Linked DNA regions of Homo sapiens: region 1 is linked to region 2. Evidence: chromatin loops called from intact Hi-C (ENCODE). Cell type or tissue: heart right ventricle. All regions are shown on one strand.

Region 1 (8,000 bases), 310 kb after region 2:
CCCAGGCTGGAGGGCAATGACATGATCTCGGCCCATACAACCTCAGCCTCCTGGGTTCAAGTGATTCTCCTGCCTCAGCCTCCTGAGTAGCTAGGATTACAGGCATGTGCCACCACACCTGGCTAATTTTGTATTTTTAGTAGATATGGGGCTTCCCCATGTTGGTCAGGCTGGTCTCGAACTCCTGACCTCAAATGATTCACCTGCCTCAGTCTCCCAAAGTGCTGGGATTACAGGTGTGAGCCAACATGCCCGGCCTGAATTTTTTTTTTTTTTTTTTTTTTTTCAAGTAAAGACGGGGTTTCACCATGTTGACCAGGCTGGTCTCAAACCTCTGAACTCACGTGAGCTGCTCGCCTCGGCCTCCCAAAGGCATGAGCCATGGTGCGTGGCCATCAACACCTCTTACTTTATCGAAATTTTTCTGGCACTGGTATAGAACCTCACGTGGGGTCAGGTGGAGTTGAAGGGACCTCAGTGTCCCTGCAGATGGGATGAGCAAGAGCACGGAGGTGGAGTGCATGGGGCTTCAGTGTTTATTGGGGAAATGAAGCTGAAATCTTGGGTGCGTGACCAGGAAATAAATGCATGAGACGGGGGTCTCACTATGCCACCCTGGCTAAAGTGGGCTTAGATCCTCCTGCCTCTGCCCCCCGCAGTCCTTGCTAGATGGGACTACATGTGAATATTAACCCATGCACAGACAAGAAGAATGTAAGAACCATTATTTGGTTCACACCGGGCCCTCAGTTAAACTTGTATTTTAGACAAACAATGTATCTGAGATGTCCTTGAACAACAAATGATTTGCTGTTCAGGTGTGGGCATCTTTGTTTTTTCCCTAATTTTAATGATGGGACTAGTCTGGGTACGGTGGCTCCCGCCTGTAATTCCAGCACTTTGGGAGGCTGAGATAGGAGGATCACCTGAGGTCAGTTGTTTGAGACCAGCCTCGCCAACATGATGAAACCTCGTCTGAACTAAAAATATAGATATTAGCCAGACGGGGTGGTGGTGCACCCCTGCAATCCCAGCTACTCAGGAGGCTGAGGCAGGAGAATCACTTGAAGCCAGGAGGCTGAGCTTTCAGTGAGCTGAGATTGAGCCACTGCACTCCAGCCTGGGCAACAGAGTGAGACTCAGTCTCAAAAAAGTAAAAAATAGGCTGGGTGTGGGCCGGGCGCGGTGGCTCACGCCTGTAATCCCAGCACTTTGGGAGGCCGAGGTGGGTGGATCACAAGGTCAGGAGACTGAGACCATCCTGGCTAACACGGTGAAACCCTGTCTCTAGTAAAAATACAAAAAAAAAAAAAAAATTAGCCAGACGTGATGGTGTGCGCCTGTACTCCTAGCTACTCAGAAGGCTGAGGCAGGAGAATGGCCTGAGCCCGGGAGGCGGAGCTTGCAGTTAGCTGAGATCGCACCACTGCACTCCAGCCTGGGTGACAGAGCAAGACTCCGTCTCAAAAAAAAAAAAAAAAAAAAAAAGGCGGGGTGTGGTAGTGCACATCTGTAATCCCAGCATTTCGGGAGGCCAAGACAGGAATTACCTGAGGTCAGGAGTTCAAGACCAACAGGGCCAACATGGCAAAACCTCGTCTCTACTAAAAATACAAAAATTATCTGGGTGCAGTGGTACACATCTGTAATTCCGGCTACCCAGAGGCTGAGGCAGGAGAATAGCTTGAACCCAGGAGGAGGAGATTTCAGTGAGCTGAAATCACACCATTGCACTTCAGCCTGGGCCACAGAGCAAGATTGTGTCTCAAAAATAAATAAATAATAAAAATGACATAAAATCAATAAATAAAAATAAATACATAAATACAGGAACATCATTAATTTGGATGTCACCTTTGTGCAGGGGCCAGGGTAATCTCTGTCATTCCAATTTTTTTTATGTGCACTGCCAAAGCAAGCACTCATGTAGGAATTATCCTTCCTGTGAGCATATAATATATGGAACATTCTTTGAGACAGGGTCTCAAAAATATGATGTGTATTTCATCATATATATAATATAATCGTATACACACAAAATACTGTTTAAATACAGAGAATACCCTGATATCACCTTGGGTATTTTTCTTTGTTTCTGTGTGTGTGTGTGTGTGTGTGTGTGTGTGTGTGTGTGTGTTTGTTTGGTTATTTCTGAGACAAGGTCTGGCTCTATCGCCCAGGCTGGAGTGTAGTGGTGTGATCTCAACTCACTGCAACCTCCGCCCCCCACCTAAACCTGCTGAATTAGTGTCTACAGGCATGCACCAGCACACCTGGCTAACTTTTGTATTTTTTGTACATATGGGGTTACACCATGTTGCCGGGGCTGGCCTCTAACTCCTGAGCTCAGGTGATCCTCCCGCCTCAGCCCCTAAAGTGCTGGGATTAGAGGTGTGAGCCACCGCACCCCAGCCATACTTGTGTATTTCTATTCAAATTTTATTGAGGAGTTTTTACCGCCCAGCCTGTGGTCTATCCTGGAGAATGTTTGTGTGTGCGACAATGTATATTCTTCACCATCGTAGATTCCGTTTTGGATGCTCCCATCGGGACTGTGTGTCCCTGTGCTGGAACTCGAGTGAACACTTGGCTCAAAATCCACTGCTGTTCTCTAGAGATCTGTAGGGTCCAGCCCTACTGGGCCTGTGGGTTTTTCTCTTCGTGAGCAGATAGGAGAGATTGTAGAAATAAAGACACAAGACAAAGAGAGAGAAGAAAAGGCAGCTGGGCCTGGGGGACCACTACCACCAAGACGTGGAGACCGGTAGTGGCCCCGAATGCGTGGCCGCGCCGTTATTTATTGTATACGAGGCAAAAGGGCAGGGTAAGAAGTGTGAGTCTTCTCTAATGATAGGTAAGATGACGCGAGTCACGTGTCCACCGGACAGGGGGCCCCTTCCCTATTTGGTAGCTTAGGCGGAGAGAGATTGGGGACAGCTTACGTCATTATTTCTTCTATGTATTTCTCGGAGAGATCAAAGACTTTAATACTTTCACTTATTCTGCTACCGTTATCTAGAAGGCGGAGCCAGGTGTGCAGAGCGGAACGTGAAAGTGGACCAGGAGCGTGACCGCTGAAGCACAGCATCACAGGGAGACGTTTAGGCCACCAGACGGCTGCGGGCGGGCTTGACTGATGTCAGGCTTTCCACAAGAGGTGGTGGAGCAGAGTCTTCTCTAACTCCCCTGGAGAAAGGGAGACTCCCTCTCCGGGTTTGGGAAGGTAAGGGGGTCCTTCCCAGGCACTGGCGCTACCGCTGTGCTAAGTGACGGGTGCCTTCCCCCTGGTGTTACCGCTGGACCAGGGAGCCCTCTAGTGGCCGTGTCCGGGCATGACAGAGGGCTCACGCTCTTGTCTTCTGGTCGCTTCTCACCGTGTCCCTTCAGCTCCTATCTCTGTATGGCCTGGTTTTCCCTAGGTTATGATTGTAGAACAAAGATTATTATAATATTGGAATAAAGAGTAATGCTACAAACTAATGATTAATAATATTCATATATAATCATATCTATAATCTATTTCTAGTATAACTAGTCTTATTCTATATATTTTCTTTGTTATACTGGAACGGCTTGTGGTGAGTTTCTTTATTATACCGGAACAGCTTGTGCCTTCGGTCTCTTGCCTCGGCACCTGGGTGGCTTGCCACCCACAGAAATCCTGCCCGTTTCTCTTGGTTAAATATAATGTATTTCTAGTAGGCATTGCTTCTTCTTTCCAGAGACAAAACTCAGGAGGATTGTGCTATGATAAACAAGGCTAACCTGCTGATTCTCTGAAGCAAGGAACTGGAGATGGTCCTTCTAAGGGTTTATATTCTGGATTCCAGGAAACATGCAAACAGGACCCATAAATGCATCTTTATTTTGGTGCCCATTTTGACCTGGTCAGGAGAATTCCAACAAAAAATCCACGGTGTTGGAGCAAGATCTCAGGCTCTCAGGCTGTGGCCATCTAGAGGTAAGAAGCACTTTCTGTTGTCTTAAAGAAAAGAAAGTCCTTTTTTTTTTTTTTTTTTTTTTTTGAGACAATGTCTCGCTCTGTCGCCCAGGCTGGAATGCAGTGGCGTGATCTTGGCTCACTGCAAGCTCCGCCTCCCGGGTTCATGCCATTCTCCTGCCTCAGCCTCCTGTGTAGCTGGGACTACAGGCGCCCGCCACCAAGCCCGGCTAATTTTTTGTATTTTTAGTAGAGACGGGGTTTCATCTTGTTAGGCAGGATGGTCTCGATCTCCTGACCTCATGATCCACCCGCCTCGGCCTCCCAAAGTGCTGGGATTACAGGCGTGAGCCACCACGCCCGCCCAGAAAGTGCTTTCTTTCAGAGGGTTACGGTTTGAGAAAAGCAGCATTGAAGTTGACGCTGATCTTGGTAATACATTTGCAGAGCATGCTTATGGTCAGACGTGGATGATGGTGGGGTTTTGTTTTTGTTTTGTTTTTTATCTGAGACAGGGTGTCTCTGTTGCCCAGGCTGGAGTGCAGTGGCACATCCAACCTAGATCTCTTGGGCTCAAGTGGTCCTCTTTTTGAAACAGAGTCTCACTCTGTTACCCTGGCTGGAGTTCAGTGGCAGGAACTTGGCTCACTGCAATCTCTGTCTCCTGGGTTCAAGCAATTCTCTGGCCTCAGCCTCCCGAGCAGGGTTACAGGCATGTGCCACCACGCCCGGCTAATTTTTGCATTTTTTTAATTGATTTATTTGTTTGTTGTTGAGACAGTCTCACTCTGTTGCCCAGGCTGTAGTGCAGTGGTGTGATCTCAGCTCACCGCAACCTCCACCTCCCATGTCAGCCTCCTGAATACCTGTCTCCAGGCATGCACCCCCACACCTGGCTAACTTTTGCATTTTTTGTACAGATGAGGTTTCACCATGTTGCCCAGGCTGGTCTTGAACCCCTGAGCTCAAGTGGTCCTCCCACCTCGGCCTCCTAAACTGCTGTGATTAATGGTGTGAGCCACCGTGCCACACCCGTACTTGTTTGTTTCTGCTCAAATTGTATTGAGGAGCTTTTACATCCTAGTCTGTGGTCTATCCTGGAGGATGTTTGTGTATATAACAATGTACATTTTCAACATTTTAGATTCCATTTTGGATGCTCCCATCGGGACTGTGTGTCCCTGTGCTGGAACTCGAGTGAACACTTGGCTCAAAATCCATTGCTGTTCTCTAGAAATCCTGCCCTATTCTCTTGGTGAAATATAAGGTATGTCTAGTCGGCATTGATTTTTCTTTCTGGAGACAAAACTCAGGAGGGTTGCCCCTGCATGAACAAGGCTAACCTGCTGAGCCTTTGAAGCAAGGAACTGGAGATGGTTTTTTTAGGGGTTTATATTCTGGATTCCAGAAAACATGCAAACAGGGACAATGAATGCATCTTTATTTTTCTGTCCATTTTAACCTGGTAAACGAAAATTTCACCAAAAAACCCAGAGTCCTGGAGCAAGAAGATCTCAGGCTGTGACCCTCCAAAGGGAAGAACTTTCTGTTGTCTAAAAGAAAAGAACGCACTTCCCTTTAGAGTGTTACCGTGTGAGAAAAGCAACGTTGAAGCTGATGCTGATCTTGGTAATAAGTTTGCAGAGCCTGCTTATCATCAGACTTGGACGACGGTGTAGTTCTGTTTTGGTTTTGAGTTTTTTGTTTGTTTGTTTTGTTTTGCTTTTGAGATGGAGGCTTGCTCTGTCGCCCAGGCTGGAGTGCAGTGGCGTGTTCTCAGCTCACTGCAACCTCCGCCTCCCAGGTTCACGCCATTCTTCTGCCTCTTGAGTAGCTGGGACTACAGGCGCCCGCCACCACGCCTGGCTAATTTTTTGTATTTTTAGTAGACACAGAGTTTCACTGTGTTAGCCAGGATGGTCTTGATCTCCTGACCTTGTGATCCACCCGCCTTGGCCTCCAAAAGTGCTGGGATTACAGGCGTGAACCACTGCGCCCGGCCTTAATTTTTGTATTTTTAGTAGAGACAGGAGGCTGAGCTTTCAGTGAGCTGAGTTCGTTCCACTGCACTCCAGCCTGGGCAACAGAGTGAGACTCCATCTCAAAAAAATAAAAAATAGGCCGAGCGTGGTGGCACATGCCTGTAATCCCAGCCCTTTGGGAGGCCGAGACAGGTGGATCACCTGAGGTCAGGAGTTAAAGGCTGGCTGGGCCAACAAGGCAAAACCTCGACTCTACTAAAAATACAAAATTACACCTGTAATCTTAGCTGCTTGGGGGGCTGTGGCAGAAGAACCTCTTGAACCCAGGAAGAGGAGATTGCAGTGAGACGAAATCATACCATTGCACTCTAGCCTGGGCGACAGAGCGAGATTCTGTCTCAAAAAATAAATAAGTAGGGCAGACAGGGTGGCTCACGTCTGTAATCCCAGCACTTTGGGAGGCAAGGCGGGTAAATCACAAGGTCAGGAGTTCGAGACCAGCCTGGCCAACATGGCGAAACCCCATCTCTACTAAAAATACAAAAAAGTAGCTGGGCATGGTGGCTGGCACCTGTAGTCCCAGCTACTTGGGAGGCTGAGGCAGGAGAATCGTGTGAACCCAGGAAGCGGAGGTTGCAGTGAGCCGAGATCGGGCCATTGCACTCCAGCCTGGGCGACAGTGCGAGACTCTGTATCAAAAATAAGTAAATAAATAAACAAAATAAAAGTAAAAAGAATTAAATAGATAAATATGGTACCATTATGAATTTGAGTGTCACCTTTGTGCAGGGGTCATGGTAATCTTTGTTATTTCAATTTTTTTATGCGTATTGCCAAAGCAAGCACATATGCGTAGGAATTATACTTCCTGTGAGAATACAATATATGGAGCTTTCTTTTTTGTTTTTTCTGTTTGTTTGTTTTTTGAGACACAGTTTCACTCTTGTTGCCCAGGCTGGAGTGCAATGTCACGATCTCAGCTCACGGCAACCTCTGCCTCCTGGGTTCAAGCGATTCTCCTGCCTCAGCCTCCCAAGTAGCTGGGATTGCTTGCATGTGCCACCAAGCCTAGCTAATTTTTTGTATTTAGAGTAGAGATGGGGTTTCTCCATGTTGGTCAGGCTGGTCTCGAACTCCTGACCTCAGATGATCCATCCACCTCAGCCTCCCAAAGTGCTGGGATTACAGATGTGAGCCACCATGCCCGGCCATGATATATTTTTATATATGTAATATCACATACACACAAAATACTCTTCTATGCACAGAGAATAGTCTTATATCACTTTGGGTATTTGTGTGTGTGTGTGTGTGTGTGTGTGTGTGTGTGTGTGTGTGTGTGTTTTGTTTGGTTGGTTATTTTTGAGACAAGGTCTGGCTCTGTCATCCAGGCTGGAGTGTAGTGGTGTGATCTCAGCTCACTGCAACCTCCACCCCCGACCTAAGCCTACTGAATTAGTGTCTACAGGCACGCACTACCACACCTGGCTCACTTTTGTATTTTTTGTACACATGGGGTTTCACAATGTTGCCGGGGCTGGTCTCAAACTCCTGTGCTCAGGTGATCCTCCCATCACGGCCTCCTAAAGTGCTGGAATTAGAGGTGTGAGCCGCCACGCCCCACCTGTACTTGTGTATCTCTGTTCAAATGTTACTGAGGAGCTTTTACAGCGTAACCTGTGGTCTATCCTGGAAAATGTTTGTGTGTGAGACAATGTACATTCTTCAACATCTTAGATTGCAGTTTGGATGCTCCCGTCAGGACTGTGTGTCCCTGTGCTGGGACTCAAGTGAACACTGGGCTCTCCATCCATTGCTGTTGTCTAGAAATCCAGCCCAATTCTCTTGGGTAAATATGAGGTATGTGTAGTAGGCATTGCTTTTTCTTTCTGGAGACAAAGCTCAGGAGGATTGCCCCTTGATAAACAAAGCTAACCTGCTGATTCTTTGAAGCAAGGAACTGGAGATGGTCCTTTTAGGGGTTTATATTCTGGATTCCAGAAAACATGCAAACAGGACCAATAAATGCGTGCTTATTTTTGTGTCTGTTTTAACCTGGTCAAGGAAAATTCCAACAA
Region 2 (8,000 bases):
TGCTGGGATTACAGGCACATGCCACCACCACTAGCTAATTTTTTTGTATTTTTATTAGAGATGCGGTTTCACCACATGGGTCAGGCTGGTCTTGAACTCCGGACGTCATATGATCCACCCGCCCTTGGTCTCCCAAGGTGCTGGGATTATAGGCATGAGCCGCTGCACCCGGCCCTAACTAATATATTTTAAATAACTTTTTGCTCTTGGCACATGGACTAAAACCACATCACCAGGCCTTCAATGACGTCCAATGTCTGCCATCTTATTTCCACTCCAGCTCCGCCCCAGGCATAGTTGCCTTTCTTTTTATTGAAGCCTTCTCCTTGCCAAGTTAATTAAAGAGAATGTTTTCTTCATCAAATTAGAAATTACATCCTCAGAGCTTTCCAGTATTTGTAGTTCTTACAGGCCACATTTATTACAAGTTTATAGACTCCAAACTTCTCCACTGAACAGTTAATAAAAAGGACACAGGCTTATTGTAAAATAATTCATTTAGTGCCTGCCATTCTGATTACACTAGAAATTTAGTTCTCCTGCTCAGCGTTCTGTTATGTGACTGTTCAATGCATTACTTAAAACTGCAAGATTGAATAGAGAGATCAGCTTCTGACACTGATGAATGCAAACCACAAGAAACCAAGTCTCCTCTGCAAAATGATGAAAACACTCGCAAAGTCACTAAAATCAATCATTTCAGACTTCTGAAATTTACCAAAGCCACAGAACAAAGTGAAAAGTATCTATCCCACAGAAAGTACCAAACTTCAGTAAGACAGCAGCATTTGTGTCATTTTAATGTGGAGGCATTACCATTACCCTCCATCCTTCGTTCAGTGTAGAGCACTGACCTCTTTTGAAGCTCCTTTTAAACACCTCCTATCAGGCCAGTCGCGGTGGCTCAAGCCTGTAATCCCAGCACTTTGGACGACAGAGCGAGACTCCATCTGAAAAAAAGAAAGAAAAAAAAAAGAGAAAGTGACTTTTCAAGACTGTGATTTATGGTCTCCCCTGGGAACCAACAGTATCTGTGCTGAGAGCAGATATTTGGGTGGAAGGGGCTCTGGTGTGCAGGGCATGCCTTCTGTAGCTCAGTGCTTCTGACAATGGGTCCGAGGGGAGAAACATTGGCATTAACAGGGAACTTGTTAAAGATGCCAATTTATAAATGCTACCTCAAACCTGCAGAATCAAACATTATTACAGTGGGTTGTGGAGTGCCAGATGACTTATATTCACCTTAAAGCTTGAGAGTCAGTGCTTAGCTAAGAGGCTCTCAGCCCAGGCTTCCAGTTGGATCAAATGGTCATATTCAGTTACTACCATCACCTGTGCCCTCCCCATAGCGTCTGTCTATTGGTGTCGGGGGAAACATCCATGCTGTTTCAATTAACTACCCTGCCCCCAGGTGATTCTAGGGTGAGGAGAAGTCCAGCATGAGGGCTTCCATATGCATTTGTGAAGGTTGATGGCAGACTGTTCCAAATGAGAATAATGGTTTCCGTGATATGATAAAAGCAATGCTATTGAATATGATGATGACTGATGAGAAGTTTTGCATAGCATTCGCTGTAAAAAAGCCACTTATAGGCTGGGCACGGTGGCTCACGCCTGTAATTCCAGCATTTTCGGAGGCTGAGGTGAGCAGATCACCGGAGGTCAAGAGTTCAAGACCAGCCTGGCTAACATGGTGAAACCCTGTCTCAACTAAAAATGCAAACATTAGCCAGATGTGGTGGTGGATGCCTGTAATCCCAGCTACTTGGGAGGCTGAGGCAGGAGAACTGCTTGAATCTGAGAGGTGTAGGTTGCAGTGAGCTGACATCATGCCTCTGCACTCCAGCCTGGGTGAGAGAGCAAGACTACGTCCAAAAAAAAAAAAAAAGAGAGAGAGAATTTTCCTGTAAATAATTAAAAAGACTAAGCAGCCCCAGAGATAAGACCTCCTGGGATCATTGTCCCTTTATATTGAGTGATAAAGTAACCTTCCTTGAAGTATATCAATCCATAACCAATCACCTTGCTGCACCCTATGTACTGGTCTTGAATGGAAAATGTGGTGATTCTTCTAAAGCTTCTCTGTCTTTCCGTGTGTGTGAAACCTAAGGGAACGCTGATCCCATTCATTTGGAGTTGATGTTTCCAGGTGGCTATCCTCATGCTTTGTGTTCAAATAAACTCTGTGCTTAATCATATATTCTAAATTTTATTATTTACTGCTGATATCAGTTTCTGTCAGACTGTAGGAGCCTCACCAGAGAGGGCACCTGTCGCTATGTTGTAAAACTCACACTTGTCAGAAAGACATGGGTTAGTGTTACTCCCCGTCCCTCAGAATGAAGCTAATTAGCTGACACAGATGGTCACCTCCATTACCAAGTAGAGTCAGGATGAACTATGTGTGACCAAGAGTGTTGTCAAGTCCTCTTCCCTGAGGACTGATTAGCGTTTATCTTGAAAACATGTCCTTAATGGGTTGTATAGAACAGTAAAGTTTCTTTCTCTTTTTTCAACCTCTTAGCTGTTTGCCTGTATTTCGCATCACAATCTGGTCTAAGGCTTATTTATTAATGAAATGGTTTTAATTTCTTTCTCTATGATCATCGTGGAGATGATTTCTCATTTGGAGAAAGACTTTTTGTTTGTTTTCAATTATATTTTCTCAACAATTAGACAGTGAAGTAAAAAGTATTTTGGGGGGGCCAGGCACAGTGGCTCACGCCTGTAATCCCAGTACTTTGGGAGGCCGAGGCAGGTGGATCACTTGAAGTCAGGAGGTTGAGACCAGCTGGCCAACATGGGGAACCCACCTACAAAAATACAAAAATTAGCCGGGCATGGTGGCACGCGCCTGTAATGGCAGGTACTCCGGAGGCTGAGGCAGGGGAATCGCTTGAACCCAGGAGGCAGAGGCTGCAGTGAGCCCAGTTCCTGCCACTGCACTCCAGCCTGGGCGACAGAGAAATGCTCTGTCTCAAAATAAAAGAAAAGAAATAAGTAAATAAATAAAAGAAAGTAATAGATCTCTTCTACAAATGTGCTGGGACAACTAACTGGATATCCACATGGAAAAGAATAATGTATCCCTATCTCACACAATCAAAATTTTATTTTAACGTTAAAAAATGGAGAAAAAAAGAGAGAGAGACGAGGGAGGGAGTCCTGAGGGAGGGGTGTTACTTTGTCGCCCAGGCTGGCCTGGACCCCCAGGCTCAGCGATCCTCTCGCCGCTGCTTCCTGAGTAGCTGGGAACTCAGGCTCCCGCCCCCGCGCCTGAATCCTTGCTGTGTTTATCCAGCAGGTCGCCCCTGGCTGGCCTGAGCATTCCGTCCCGCATCCCAGGGGGAGGCCCTAGGGAAGTCTCTGCAGCTGAGCACGGGGTGGACTCTCCCTCCTGAGTGAGTGGAGAATAGAAAGGGAGAGGATTTCTGTTCTGTTCTGTGGGCCGTCAGCATGAAATCGTACGTTCCGCCCAGGCAGGGCCTTGCATTTTACATTCTAGTTTGTATCCCGTTCCAGACAATTCCAGGGCTTTTGAGTCCATGCGTCAGCCTTCCTGGGCGGTCTCACCTTCACCACCCGAAAACAGGTGCTAGGAGAGAAGCTGAGAGGAGCACCGGTCACGCCCCGGCCCCGCCCTCTGCCGGCTCTAAAGCGCAAGGTCTCTCCGCCTCGCGCCCCGCCCCTGCCTCGTCCAGGCCCCGCCCACCTCCTTGCGGGTCCCGCCCAGGCCTGGCTTCTGCTCTGCGCGCGCAGATTCGTGCAGACCAGGAAGCGGATAGCGTGGAGTGACGGTGCCACCGCGGCGCGTGAGTTTCGCCCTGTCTTGTATTAAGTCTGCTCTTCCAGGTTCCTGGCGCTTCTGTACCTGGGACTTGGGATCCCCACAAACCTGGAAATTCTCAGCCGTCTTCCTTCACTCAGAGCAAATTGAGACGACCTCGTGAGAGGCCGTGGGTCGGTTCCTTTTGGGTTTAAGGTCCCCCTGAGGCTGGTCCCGTCCCGGGTGTTTCTGCTACAGGGCAATGTATACACTTTCTAACCTGTAGTTTTCCTGCTGTAAACCTTTTTCTGACTCCTCCCGCCCCGCGCTTTTTAAAGTCCTCACCTGAGAGGTGGATTCTCGCCTTTGTCGGCCCCTGGAGCCCAGCGCCGCTGCCCCAGTCCCGGAAAGGCCGCGTCCTCTGCCTGGTCCTAGGATCCTGCAGACCCCACCCTTGCCTTAAGGTGCTGTCGCCCCTTCACCTCCCTCCTTGTGCCGGGCCCTGCTGCTCCACGGGTTTCGCCTCCACAATCACCGCTTCCCCTGAGCCCGCGTTGGGGAGGTGCCCGGGGCCTGTCCTGTGACGCGGGGTGTTACTGCCTGCCCAGCTCCAGCCCCTGGAAAATGCGCTCCCCCGGGATGCAGGCGTCTTACTCCAAACCCTCCTGTGACTGTGTGGGCCAAAGGGATCAGGAGACGGACAGAGAGCAGTGGAAAACCTGAGACAGAAAAGAAGAATGAGAAAGACCTATAACAGATGGCAAAGTAGAGGATGGGTGAGGGATTTGCCAAGAGACAGCAAAAGTGAAAAGAAAACGATAAGAAAGCAGGAGGAGAAAAGCAAGTGCAGAAATGTAGAGAAAAGCTGGATGTACAGAGAGATGAAGGACAGCAAGGTAGGGAGAGGGACAGCAAAGAGGGAGGCTCATCAGGGTGAGGGAGAGGAGGAGGGATTTGGAGCCAGGGCAGACAGAGCAGAGTGGTGCTGGTGGCAAGGAGAACAGAGGGAGAAGCACAGCAGGGAGGACACCTGGGGATCTGGGGTGCTAGAGAGTGGGGACAGGGGGGTATAACAGGGAAGAGAGAATTTAACGGGGAGAGCAAAGGAGGCGCAGAGATGGTGTTGCGGGAAACTGAGGACTAGACAGACTGATATGGGGGAGACAAAAGGATGTTTATTTAAGATACGCACCGGCTCAGTGGATTTACATCTAAAAAGCTGAGCATTTCAACAAAGACGGAGTGGGGTTTTTTGCTTTCAGAAGCAGAATAAAAGCAGTTAATCATATAATGATAGGTCATGTAATCTATAGCATAGCATAACTTGTGTCCTTCCATAGCTGGTGGCCTCGTAGCTGAGTTGAAAGAAAAACAAGAACAGCTAAATACACACATTTGTCCTTTTTTTTTTTTTCTTCACTCTTGTTCTGGGAAGGTGGGGGGCTGTCTGGAGCCCATTTCTTTGGCTTCGACTTCGCCAAGTCGAGCTTGCTAGGCAGAGGAAAACTTGTTCTTCTTTTCTTTTTAACCCTTGCCTTGCCTGTTACTTTTCTTGGAGTGAATGAATGCATGTTTGTTTTTTAACTTTCTGCCTCAGTTTTCTCCCTTAGATGCCTTTTATGAACAAGATTTTACTAGAAGACATCACTATTACTGGATTCTTCATGAAAGAGCACTGGCTGATATTTATATCGGGCTATTAGCTGAGTGGTAGTCTGCCTGGTCGCAATTGCTTCTATAGTTGATTGAATGCTCTTAACACGGAGAGGTAAGAGGTAAGGGAGTATCAAACCAATTCTTAGTATGGCTAGAACTACTCCTATTAAGGTTTTGAATCTACTGAAGGAGGAAAACCAGCCTCTAAAGACGGACTCAAGAGTCTATTTTGTCTAAGTCCGGACTGGAACGTGGGCTAATTTTTTCATTCTTACAGTTATTTCTTTAATAGCCTTCCTATTGTCATTGATTTCTAGGCAGCAATTAGTTAGATTACACTTTCTACATACTCCTCCTTCCTAGGCTAGGAGGTAGTCTAAAGCTAATCTATTTTGGTAGATGGCATTTCTCGTTTTTGTGGCTTGCTGGGCCAGTAAGTCTAATGCATTTGCTGTTTCATTAGTGATGATTTCAAGTACTGCTTGCGAGTTTATGATGCGGTTAAGTGTGTAAATTGGGGTGCAATACCTTCGTGACTTATCTTGTGCCCAGGTAGCTGGCCTAGAGTACTGAATTAGTCTTTCAGGAGGCAAATCTGTGTCTTTCTAATCTTCTATTTCTATGTATTTCCTTATGTCTATATATCTTTTGTTTTTTTCTTTAATTTTATTGTAGACAGGATACCTTCAAGTTTCTCCCTGTTGCAGTGGGAGTAAGAAGAAAGATGGTCTAATTGTTTCAAGTACACTAGCCCTTGTCCATTTTCCTGGCAACTGTCGGTAGGCCTGTGGCCCACAGATCCAATAGAGACCAGAGGGTGCTTGCCAGGTATTTGGAGCTTCAAGCTGATACTAGGTGTGGTTTAGAGAAGAGAAACAGGAGAATGGGTTTGGATGAGGTGATCTGGAGTCATCTTTGCCTTGCCACAAAGTTTTCTTTAGTGTTTTATTATAATATTGCTGTCTTAAACAAGTTAATTCTTCCAGTGAGTCTGTAAAAGCTTTTCCTTAGTGAGCAACCCAGTATCTCCTGATAATAGAAGTTTTTAAGAGCTAGGTGCTTGAACTTGTGGGCATCGGTTCGGGGGAAGAGTCAGTTAGAGTTAAATTATCTTGTGGCATTAACTCTTTTGCTTCTTAAGGCCATTGGTCTACTATGTTCGTCCTTCTACAAACAACATGAGGAAATGCTTAAGCTGCTAGCAATCAATGTTTTCAGCTAACCAAGCAAACAGGTTTTTAGCTAAAGGATGATGCTCTGGTAACTTCTGGTCTACATGCTTATGGAATGATTTAAAGACTCGGAATTGTTGCTGGTCCGGGTTCCTTTTTGATAACATATAGGTAGGTTGCTGGGTAGGTGTGTGTGGAGACACGTATGGGGTAACCTGCAGTCCGCATGGGTAAGTCTGGCTTTAGAATGGTGAAATTTACAGGATTACAGGTTGGACAAGCATCAAAATACAGAGAAATAGGCCATCGGTAAAAGGGGGGGACCTTGGTTTGGTTTAAGAGGTGACTTTCTTTTGACCTTGCACGAATTTAAACTATTCACCAGGTGAAATCTTGGGGTTATAACATACATAAGGTTGGTTATTTCCTGGTCACAAATTGAGTAACTGAGTAGGTCGTCTGGCTATAAATACAAGTCCTTTTTTTTTTTTTTTTTTTTTTTTTTTTTTTTGAGATGGAGTTTTGCTCTTGTTGCCCAGTCTGGAGTGCAATGGCATGACCACGGCTCACCACAACCTCCACCTCCTGGGTTCAAGCGATTCTCCTGCCTCAGCCTCCTGAAAGGCTGTGATTACAGGCATGCGCCACCATGCCTGTTTAATTTTGTATTTTTATTCAATACGGGGTTCTCCATGTTGGTGAGGCTGGTCTCGAACTCCCGACCTCAGGTGATCCACCCATCGTGGCCTCCAAAAGGGCTGGAATTACAGGCATGAGCAACTGTGCCTGGCCTTTATAAGTACAAGTTCTTAAGTGAGTCCTTGTACACTCATAATAAGTATGGTGCAGTAGAGTCTTAGTTATCCTGTTCCCTGACCAGGTAGTATGTGTACAGTGGGGACACATTTCTATAGTTGCTTCTTCTACCATGGTTAAGGGGGGTGACAACAGCAAAACAGTGTACAGCATGTTCATATCCAGCAAGGACAGAAGAGGGCCTTGCCTGGCAGAGGAGGTTGAGCACAACGACAGAACAATAATAAAACAGTTAGTATTACAAGGAAAACTACTAGTCTTAAGATTTCTAACCACATTTACTTGCTTGACGAGTCCTCAAGCTTCGGCCGTGCGTAGACTAGTCAGCTTCTGGTGTGTGACTAGAGCTGGGCTTGTCGTCCCCTCCAGCTTCAGCTGTGCATAGACTGGTCAGCCTCCAGAGTGACCAGAGCAGGGCTGTCGTCCTCAGCAGCAGCTTGGTCTCATCTCAGGATCGGCTGAGTTGGATGATCTGGGTCTTGCTGGCTGTTCCACTTGTCCTGAACTGCTGGTTTCAGCTGACTGTGGTGGACCTATGGCATGATTCCTGCAAATTTAACAGCAGTGGGAGTGGACAAGATTACAGTACA

Evidence for each region. A loop is a pair of places that touch in the nucleus more often than their neighbours do. Peaks named below come from ENCODE experiments on the same cell type or tissue, not always from the same donor. Only the 100,000 strongest peaks of a DNase experiment are listed, where the experiment ranks them.
Region 1: it touches region 2 in a loop (6-fold over the local background); 49 of 110 quality-filtered maps call a loop at or near these places.

What each region holds. Positions count from the first base shown.
Region 1 is chr19:53,743,184-53,751,183 of GRCh38, forward strand. It overlaps MIR521-1 (microRNA 521-1), which reads left to right and starts at 5,453; the gene lies at 5,453-5,539. It overlaps LOC124904765 (a long non-coding RNA gene), which reads left to right. Exons shown (of 6, transcript XR_007067334.1): 3 at 3,020-3,223; 4 at 3,723-3,961; 5 at 5,085-5,207. It also overlaps the pseudogene RNU6-982P and the pseudogene RNU6-751P. RefSeq lists a silencer at 2,748-2,960 and an enhancer at 4,019-4,617. In heart right ventricle, a CTCF peak has its summit at 3,320 (motif pointing left); a DNase peak (open chromatin) is centred at 3,298; H3K27me3 peaks cover 572 bases.
Region 2 is chr19:53,428,217-53,436,216 of GRCh38, forward strand. The region is part of intron 9 of ZNF765-ZNF761 (ZNF765-ZNF761 readthrough); the gene reads left to right. ZNF761 (zinc finger protein 761) reads left to right here and starts at 3,768. Exons shown (of 5, transcript NM_001289951.2): 1 at 3,768-3,812. It also overlaps the pseudogene TPM3P9. RefSeq lists a silencer at 3,645-3,724. In heart right ventricle, a CTCF peak has its summit at 3,617 (motif pointing left); DNase peaks (open chromatin) are centred at 3,695 and 4,305; H3K4me3 peaks cover 2,321 bases; H3K27ac peaks cover 1,531 bases.